Regions from separate parts of the Homo sapiens genome. Here region 2 is linked to region 1. A link is a contact called in ENCODE Hi-C or POLR2A ChIA-PET data. All regions are on one chromosome and are shown on one strand. Each heading gives the region's core, a stretch centred on a gene start or an enhancer-like site at or near the end of the contact. The rest is flanking DNA. Distances are from core to core; before and after follow the strand shown. Region 1 overlaps MIR1-1HG (MIR1-1 host gene). Region 2 holds the start of SLCO4A1 (solute carrier organic anion transporter family member 4A1).

Region 1 (4,462 bases), core at 988-3,487:
GGCTCTGTATTCCTTGCGGTGGTGCAAAGCTTTCTCATAACTCAGCTTCCCCCTTGGCTTTCAAAGCATCTTTTTAAAAACTCCTGTCTCAGGCACCTGATCTTTAGTTCTGTGAAATCCTTCACTGCTCCATAAGGGGCTTCTGGTGCAGCAGGAACCTTCTCTTCCCTTCGATGCCGTCCACAGTTCCTGCTGGAAAGGGGCCTGCGCGCACAGTGGTATCGAGCAAGCCAATCCTCAGGAGGGCTTCGGGGACCTGGTGCATTTTCCTGAAAAGCGGCGGCTGCAGGAGAAGATTTGTGCCTTTATCCTGCTTCCTCTGGACAGTGGCACTGGGGATGAGACTGCGTGGAGGAGAAGAGTTTCCATAAAGGTATCCCGACAAATAAGTGAAAAAGAACTTCCAGACTCAGGACATCACCGTCTTGCAACCTTGATGGATTAGTGGCTTGAGGCACAGAGCAAGCCTGGCCACCATTCCAGGAGTGCACAGCCCTGACCTGTGTCCTCCTGATGGGGGGACAAAACAGAACCTGGGTTCCTGCTGCAGGGATGCAGCCTGAGTGGGAGGAGTCTCCGGGTCCAGCCACCAGCACACAGGAAGCTCAGAGGACAGAGGAACAGGCAGAACTGCACCAAGAGGGCGCCACCAGCAATCCTGATGCATGACACACCCCAGGCCAAACGACCTGGTCCTTCAGCAGACACATTATAAAAAAAAAAAGAGAGAGCAACAGGAGGGACCTACAGACTGAAACAGACTTGAAACATTTTTAAAATCAAGCTGTTATAAAAAGTTAGGCAAAGCTGGCAGGCTGTCGTGGCTCCCTGCCTCCCCACAGGCCCCACTTTCCCACAGGCCCTGCCTCCCCACAGACCCCGCCTTCCCACAGGCCCCACTTTCCCACAGGCCCCACCTTCTCACAGGCCCCGCCTCCCCACAGACCCCACCTTCCCACAGACCCCGCCTTCCCACAGACCCCGCCTTCCCACAGGCCCCGCCTTCTCACAGGCCCCACCTCCCCACAGGCCCCACCTCCCCACAGGTCCCATCCCACTTCCTGTCTACAGGAACTTCCACAGGGTCTCATTGAGGTGCCAGGGCAGAGGGGTGGTGAGGGGCCATAGCTTTGGGGAGGGGAACACAGAGGGAGAGGGAAGGGAAGGGGGAAGCACAGGGTTCACCTGGGAAAGCCCAAACAACCCCCCATGTGACTGCCTCATTCTGAGCTTCTCAGGGAAGCTCCCTCAGCCACCTCCCACCCATCCCCCTCCCCCACCTCAGGGACCCAACCTCCTCCCTCACTCAGCCTCCCCTGTCTGCCTTAGCTCACACCCAGCCCCTTCTCCAAACTGCCTGCGTCTGCTGCCGGAACCCTCTGTTGGCCCCTAATCCTACTGATGGGTGGTCTCACCTGCTGCGAGGCATTAGGCGTCTGTGTGATTGTGTGGTGGGGGGATGGGAGCGTGTGTGCATGTGAGTGTGTGCACATGTGTGCCTATGTGTGTGTGTTGTGCATGTGTGGGTGTGTGCATATATATGTTTGTGCACATGTGTGTGCCTGTGTGCATGCATGTGTACTCATGTATACATACATGAGTACCTGCATTGCTTTGTGTATCTGTGAGAAGCTGTGCATACATGTGCGTTTATGTGTGTGTGGAGGGGTGTGCCTGCATGTCCGTGTGTGGGAATGTGCAGGTAAGTGCATGTGTAAGCATGTGTCTGGGTGTGCACGTGTGTGCCTGTGTGTGCATCGTGCATGTGTGCATTGTGTGTGCCTGTGTGAGAATGTGCATGTGCCTCTGTGTGTGTGTTTGCACGTGTGTGTGTTTGCACATGTGTGGGTGTGTGCACATGTGAGCCTGTGCCAGTGTATGGGGTGTGTATGTGCTTGTGTGTGTTTCCCCAGCTGTAAGTGCTTGGCATTGGACTGAGCCAGAGGCGCACTGACGAGGAGAAGCACATGCCAATGCTGCTGGTGCTCGGTGGCATGACCGCTGTCATTCTGAAGTTTTTGTCTGACAGTGGAGGGATCTCCCCCAGAACACACTGGGGAGCTGGGGAGGATAAACAAGGTCTGAAACTGGGAATGAGCAGCTCATCTTTATTAAGGGTGGGCCTAGATACCCGTTCAGGGGCCATTGGTGGCATAGGTGCCAGGTGGAGTCCCTTCAGCAGTGGCTCCAGCCATAGCAGAGGAGGCGTTCCCAGCTGCACGGACTGGCATCGCCTCCAGCCCTGGTCAGCACAGATGTGCTGAACTTCCCCGTCAGCTGTTGCCCTTCACACACTGGAGCACTGTGGGGCTGGGGCTGAGAGAATGCCTCAGCATTGACAAAGAGAAGAATTTCTTTCAAATGAGCATTTTCCTTTTCTTTGTGAGTAATGGACATTTCAGGGCTGACCTACAGGAAAAAAAAAAACCCAGGGCAGGAGCCAGGACCAGAATTCTGTCCTAGAGCACCAGCCTCGCCCCCAGCACGCTGGGACAAGTGGACACAAAGTGAGGAAGCAGGAGACGGAGTGGCCGGGGTGGGAGCAGGGTCTCTTCTAAGGGCTCAAGATCCAGGACTGAAACACACAAACCCAGGTGGTCGGCCCAGGGGTCCTGGGGAGGGCGTGTGGGTGTTCCCACTGGAGGCAGCAGAGCAGGGATCTGGAATCCTTGGTCCAACCCAGGTCATTGCTCCTTGTCTTCAAGAGTTTCCAAAGCTTCCAGATCACGGGTTGTTCCTGAAACTTGGGAGGCCGCATTGGCCATTCTGCCTGGGACCCCGCCTCCTGTTCAGGCCCTCGGAGGCTTGTCCACACCCTGCCCCCGTTCTCTGGCTTCCTCCACAAATACACCTGGAGGAAGTCCCAGGCCACGGACACGGGAGCAAGGGGCTGGGAGAGACAACCTCGACAAGCGACCCCACAGCCTAGCGCTTGGTGGCCCGTGTGCCCTGCTGCAGACCAGAGGCCGCCCGGTCAGCAGGACCTGAGGAGGGACAGGGTGCTGGGGTGGGAGATGGACAGCGCCTGAGCGAGCTGCTGAGGAGAGGGAAGTAGGGCCCTGCAGAGGGACGGGAGCCACGGCAGGGGCGGCAGGTGTGGTGGGTGCAGGAGGTGCGGTGGGCGCAGCAGGTGCGGTGGGCGCAGCAGGCGTGGTGGGTGACCCACGGGAGGCTGCTCAGGCCTTTGCCTCCATCCCATGCTCAGGAGGAAGGAAGTCAGGATGTTTTTGGTGATGCCATGGAACCACAGGCATGTCAGAGCCAGCAGAGTTTGGACAACGTTGTGCCCAGGGCTTGGCACAGGAGCATTTGTGGACAGCAGTGAGGTTGCTCGCATTGGTCATGGATGGCGTGTTGGCACTGCATTGACCCCAGGACCTCGGGCAGGAAGGTGGACAGAGCCACTGATGATACAGGAGGGGGCCCAGGCACTGCTCTGCAGAAAGGGCTGTTTATCAGCCCTGTGGCCGCTGCCTTAGTGTGTGTGGTGGGAGGTGGGATGGGGATGAACTGAGCTACGTATGGAAAAAAAGTCTGGAAGGAAGTGCCTGGCATCTCACCAGGGGCTGCTTGGGGTCGCAGAATTTAACCTTCTTTCTGCTTGTTTGTGGTCAACACCACTTTCTCCCAGAACAAGGAGACGCACACACACACACTACGTTACTTCATCCCTTGACATCTGGGAAACTGCACACACCTCCCACCCTCCACCCAAGGCTGCGGGGAGAGGGGAGATTCCACAGTGACCCACTGCAGCCAACAGGGTCCCGAGTGTGATGGCGGCTGCTAGAGTATAGAGGAGAGAGACGTACTGCTGAGAGGCCGGGGGGCTTTCCAGAGGAGATGGCCCGCTGAGGGGTAGGGAGGAGAGGGAGGGGACCTGAGCAAGGTGTACGCAGGGCAGGTGCGGGGCCAGCAGGCATCAAGAGGACCAGGTTGATGTGGCTTGTTCATAAGACTCACCAAACACACTCGGTAAAAATTCAGGTTCCCAGGCCCTTGCTCTGGAGGCTCTGACTGGGGTAGGGGTGGGTACGGGGCCTGGAATCTGCATTTCTAATGAGCTCTTGGACTTGTCTTACAGTGATACAGGACCCAGGATCTGCAGATCCTCAGCCGAGGTTGGGATGGGCCAACTCCTGTCACCTTTGCACCTGGTGGGGAGAGGCTTTCCCACAGCACCGGACACTTAGACCCATCCTCTCGGTCACTGAGCTGGCAATGTCCACTGCTCACTCAGGTCCACATTCTCACCCCTCCCAGGGAGATGAAAAGACAGATGGCAGAGCGCCAGGAAACATAAAGCCCGTTCCCCAGCATGGGCCCCCCTTCTGCTGCCCCCTCTCCCCTTGAGCCCCTAAGGCAAGATGCTCCAGGGACCCCCCACGCAGCTAAACACACAGCAAAGCATGGAGACCAGGCGCGGGCACTGAAGGCAGGAGCCCCCAAACTCAGGGTCCCA
Region 2 (4,462 bases), core at 1,377-3,876, 72 kb before region 1:
GCAAGCTCACTGGGGGGCCAGACAGTGGTCCATGTCCCAGAACGAAGGCAACAGCAAGGTCTGAGGACTGTCCCATGTCCTTGTCCAAAAGCCAACAGTGTGCACCTTGCCACTTGCAAATGAGGCAGTCATGTGGCTCGTGAGGGAACGTTTTGTGGCCTCTGTCCACAGCCCGCTTGAGGAAGCAGGAGGGCTGGCCTGGCGTGGCTCTCTCCCAGAGCTCCAAGGGCCCTGCTCCCTCCTGCCCCCAGCACCAGGCTGCACGTTGGCTTTTCTGTGGCTCATCTCTGACCACCTACAACCATCTGCTGGGGAGAGCACCAGGACCCAACACGTTCCAGTGGACGAGTCCAGGAAGCCAGGAATGTATATTGGCTCAGCAGTACCCACCCCAGAAATGGATTAACACTCATGGAGACATCCGGATCGAAGACCTTGTAGGCACAATACTAAGCTCGATGAGTTAACTTTTCATTCTACAATGGGCTGAGAAAAATTTTGCCATTTGGAAGTCAGACCGACCTGGAGCCAAAACTGCAATGGGGCTTGGTCAAGCCAAGGGGCCCATCAGAGCCCCGAGGAGAGCCGGCCTCTCTGGGCTTAGTCTAGCAAGGAGAGCATGTCCATCCACCTGGCCACCCTTCACCTGGCCCAGCCTGCCCTGCCTGCCACGTGCCCAGCCAGCTCTCCACCATGGGAGGGACTTGCCCAGCACCTGCTTTAGGGGCCACACCCAGTGAGCTACAGATTAGGTCACGGCCACTCGGGAGGGAAGCTCCCTCATGAAGAATTTTCCAGGCACCACCTGCTGACCTTGCCCAGCAGGAAGGCAGGACACAGCCTGCTGAGGGCGGTCAGGGCAGCCTGGCTGTGGTCAGCGTCCAGGTCTCACCGAGTGGCCGGCCTCTGCCCTGGCTCCCTCCAGCAGCACAGAGGGAAGTCGGGCTGTGTGGTCTCGGCCCGAGCAACATCCTACTGGTGTCCTGCGATCACTGACAACCCAGAACAGACACTCTGGCCCAGTAACCGCAGGCCCAGCTCTTGGGACGCTGTTCTGGGTCTCCGGCCTGACCCTGCAGTCGCCTTTTGCCTCTTTAAGAACAGAGTCGTAAAACAGGAGCCCAAGCCTGGATCAGACAAACCTGGAGTCAGACCTCTTCAGCACTTACAAGCTGTGTGGCCTAGAGTCAATCACTTAACCTCTTGGTGCCTCAGTTTACTCATCTATAAAGTGGGAGTGATAATGGCCACCTCGTGGGGTTGCTAGGGACTGAATGAGACGATGCTCAAAGCAGGGGTACCATGCCCGGCACATTCCAGCACTCAACACCTAACCCCTGCTGTCACTGTCCTTGTCATTATTACCAGATTCACAAGCGGAGCCGGCTAAGGCCAAGGAGCTGTCCTCTGAGATCCATTTGCTCCCGCTGCTGGGAATGAAAACGTCGCTGACACCGGGCTCTGCAGAGCCAGTTTCTGATTAGATGGAGGTAACCCAAGTTCCAAAAACCACAGCTGAGGAGCAGCAGCTGACAAGCTGGTTGCATGGATGTGGAAAACTACCGCGTTCCAGCCGCCTCCAGACAGAAACAGGACGCATAGCCAGGTCCCACGGCAGCTCCAAAGAGGGCCTTGCACGCCAAGCGGGGCACCCCCCAGCCTGAGGGTTCACCAACCACGCGGACCACGCGGAAACCTAGCTGGGCTTCTCTCTCCCCTCGGGGCGCCAGTGCGGGAGGCGGTTTCTCCCTTGGAAGTGGAAGTCAGATCTGCTTCCAGGTTCCCGGTCTAGGGCCGGTCTAGGGCAGCTAAGCCTGCCTGCTCCTTCCTTTCCATCCTCCCTGGTCAGGGGAGCCCAACAGCAACGCGAGGGCACCCGACCCTCTGCCTGCACCTGGAGGGCGCCCGGGTCCCCCCAAGCCACGGCCAGGACGTCGCGTGGTGGGGCAGGGAAAGGGGCGCCGCCGCTGCTGGAAACTAGCCCTGTGCGCTCCGCCCGCGCTCCCCTCCCGGAGATGTCTCGAGCGCCTCTGGCGCGAACAAAGCCCGGCCGCCCCCGAGAAACTTCCGTGCATGAAGGTTTCCTCCTTGACTCGGCAGCAGCGGCCGCCGCAGGTGGGTGACTCCGCAACTCTGGAGCTCCGCGGAGGCGCGTTCGTCCCCAGCTGGATCTGTGGGGCCTGCGCCTGCGCGCGCTCCGGGCCACCTGCCCAGGTCACCTGCCCCGGCCACTCCGACAGTCCCTGCCAGGGCCGCAGCCCCTGCTCACCCGCTTCCCCCCGGCACCCGCTGCAGCGTGGGGCCCCTTCGCCTCGGTCCTCCTGCGGGCGACTCGGGAGCTCCTACCTGCGCAGCCGGCGGCGGGAAGCGGCGAATTTGGCCTCCGATTCCGCTCGGTCCTGCCCTCCCCCGCGGAGAGGCTCGGGGCGCTCGGCCGGTGCCCAGGCCTCCCGCCCCCGCGCGCATCCCCCCGGCGCTCCAGCCCCTGCCCACGATGGCGGCACCTGCCGCGCTCCTACGCCAGCAGGTCGGGCCCTGTGCACCCGCGCCAGCTCCCCGCTCCCCGCGCACTCACCGTCCCCGTCTCGAGGGCCCGGCCGCCGCGCCGCGCAGCGCTCCACGCTCTGGCCTCCCCGGCAGCCACGCGCCGCTTCATTCATCCGCTGGGGCCGCCCCCGCCGCAGAGGGAGGGGCGGGGTTTCCTGCGCGGGGCCCGCCTCACCCCCCACGGCCAATGGCAGCGGCGACCGCCCCCTCCTCCCCCCCAGGGCACAGAGGCGGGAACGCGCGGCGGGGGACCAGGGCGTCTCTCTCCGGAGCGCTGCCGCCTCCTGGACTCCCCGCTCCAGCTCCAAGGACCGGCATCGCTGCCGCAGCCGGGAGGCCGAGAACGCGCGGTGGCGACGCCGCCCCAGGCCACGCGGCGAGGCGGTTCCGAACGGACTCGGGATTCGCTCCTGGGCGCTGTGGGGCCGAGTGGAGCCAAGCGGCCGTTTTTCAGCTCCGCCCTTCCGAAAGGCTGCCGCAGGGTCGGGGCCACGTGGGGCCCGCGGCAGAGGGGCTGGGGGAACGCCACGGGCGGCCCTGGTGAAGGTGCCCGCCGGTCTCGGCCTGACCCCCAGGCCCTGTTCTGGCACGCGCCCCACCTGCGCGCACAGTGAGACCGGCGCCCTAGCCTGGGAATCCGGGGAATCTCCAGCCCGTTGCCTTTTCCATAACCCCGTCTTCTTTTTCACACTAGCTCTGAGGGTGGAAGGCAGGGAGGTGCCAGCCACGTTCCCTTCCACAGAGGGAACTCCCTGTTGGAATTCCTACCCCGGCTTCCTGCCGTCTGTCCTGGAACACATTGCTCCAGGCCTCCGAGCCTCAGTTTCCTCGTTTGCAAAATGGGGGCGATAACAGAGCGTCCTCAAAGGGGATAAGACGGAAGAAGTTGGCTCATATCAGGGCTCATAATTGTTGCCAAGTATTAACAGGTAACCACAATCACACTCCACAAAGCTTCCCTTTTAGTGTCAGTGAAATTAATTTAAAAGAAGTTTCCGAAAGTCAAGTGTGTGTGTGTGAATCCTGAGATAAGTCAGGTAAGGGGGGAAATGACCACCTCACGGCCCCAGGCTGGTGAGGAAGTCCTAGCCACGGAGGCGGTGCTGCAGGACCTGGCCTGGTGGCATAGCGTGGCGGGCGGGTTCACCGTGGAGAGACGAAGGAGGTGCTGCGGCTTGTGAGAAAAGGCCCACAACCCCATGCAGTTATTTATGAAATGGTTTTCCTTCCTCCAGGGCTTGGGGCTCCTGCCCACTCGTATCAGGTCCCGGGACCCCCCCGGTGGTGTCCTCAGGGCTCCCGCCGTCCCAGGCCGCCCTCCACTTCTGGAAGCAGACACGAGGCCACGAGACCCACTGCTTTTGGGTATCTGCTTTCATTCCTGACACTGCCCTTTAAGAGAAAAAAGTACCCACATTGTTCCCAGATGGAGAGGGTCCCTCCCAGAGGGTGAGGCACTGCCACAGGGGCTCACGGCCCTGCCAGGAGTGGAAGGTGCACACCCAGAAGTATTTCTCCTGTGAAGGAAGGGGGCTGAGCTTCGCTGCAGACCTGGCCTCAGGTGTGGATGAGCTTCGCTGCAGACCTGGCCTCAGGTGCGGAGTCTGCGGGAGCAGCATTTCCAGGCAGACCTGACAGAAGGTGCCTTTGAGAGGTGGTGAGCTCCGTGTTACAGGAGGCTTGTGAGCACAGGTAGCCCATCTTCTGGTGATGATGCTGGAGAAGCAATTCAAATGTCAGAAGCAGGACTGGACTCTGTTTCCAAAACTCACGTCTGGATTCTACCCCCTGAAAACATTATTTACACAATGTTTTTCCTTTAAACAATTCACACATTTGATTAAAAGGGTAAGTTTATTTTTTAAAAAGTCAGTGTCAATTACCACAAAGAGGTCACCATAAAAATAGATAAAAA

Evidence for each region. A loop is a pair of places that touch in the nucleus more often than their neighbours do. ChIA-PET counts read pairs that join two places held with the same protein, here RNA polymerase II (POLR2A). Pooled maps may share reads with other maps.
Region 2: a loop to region 1 is called in a pooled map, with 3 times the contacts of the local background. The contact joins the promoter of SLCO4A1 here to the enhancer-like site in region 1. A Hi-C loop is called at or near these places in 2 of 168 maps with a recorded cell type or tissue (heart left ventricle and transverse colon) and 2 of 50 pooled maps. POLR2A ChIA-PET finds 5 or more read pairs at or near these places in 1 of 52 experiments (MCF 10A).

Annotation. Positions count from the first base shown.
Region 1 is chr20:62,568,391-62,572,852 of GRCh38, reverse strand. It overlaps MIR1-1HG (MIR1-1 host gene), which reads right to left. Exons shown (of 4, transcript NR_171007.1): 4 at 2,089-2,409. It also overlaps the pseudogene RPL7P3. Among named protein-coding and RNA genes, the nearest start is that of MIR133A2, 5.7 kb to the right of the region's middle. RefSeq lists enhancers at 616-745, 3,048-3,549 and a silencer at 936-1,025. Within about 2 kb of position 2,237, at least 2 of the 41 ENCODE cell types and tissues checked have a DNase peak (open chromatin) inside an H3K27ac peak, as active enhancers do.
Region 2 is chr20:62,640,667-62,645,128 of GRCh38, reverse strand. SLCO4A1 (solute carrier organic anion transporter family member 4A1) reads right to left here and starts at 2,626. Exons shown (of 12, transcript NM_016354.4): 1 at 2,576-2,626. LOC124904949 (a long non-coding RNA gene) reads left to right here and starts at 2,792. Exons shown (of 2, transcript XR_007067711.1): 1 at 2,792-3,476; 2 at 3,783-4,462. RefSeq lists a silencer at 2,189-3,138.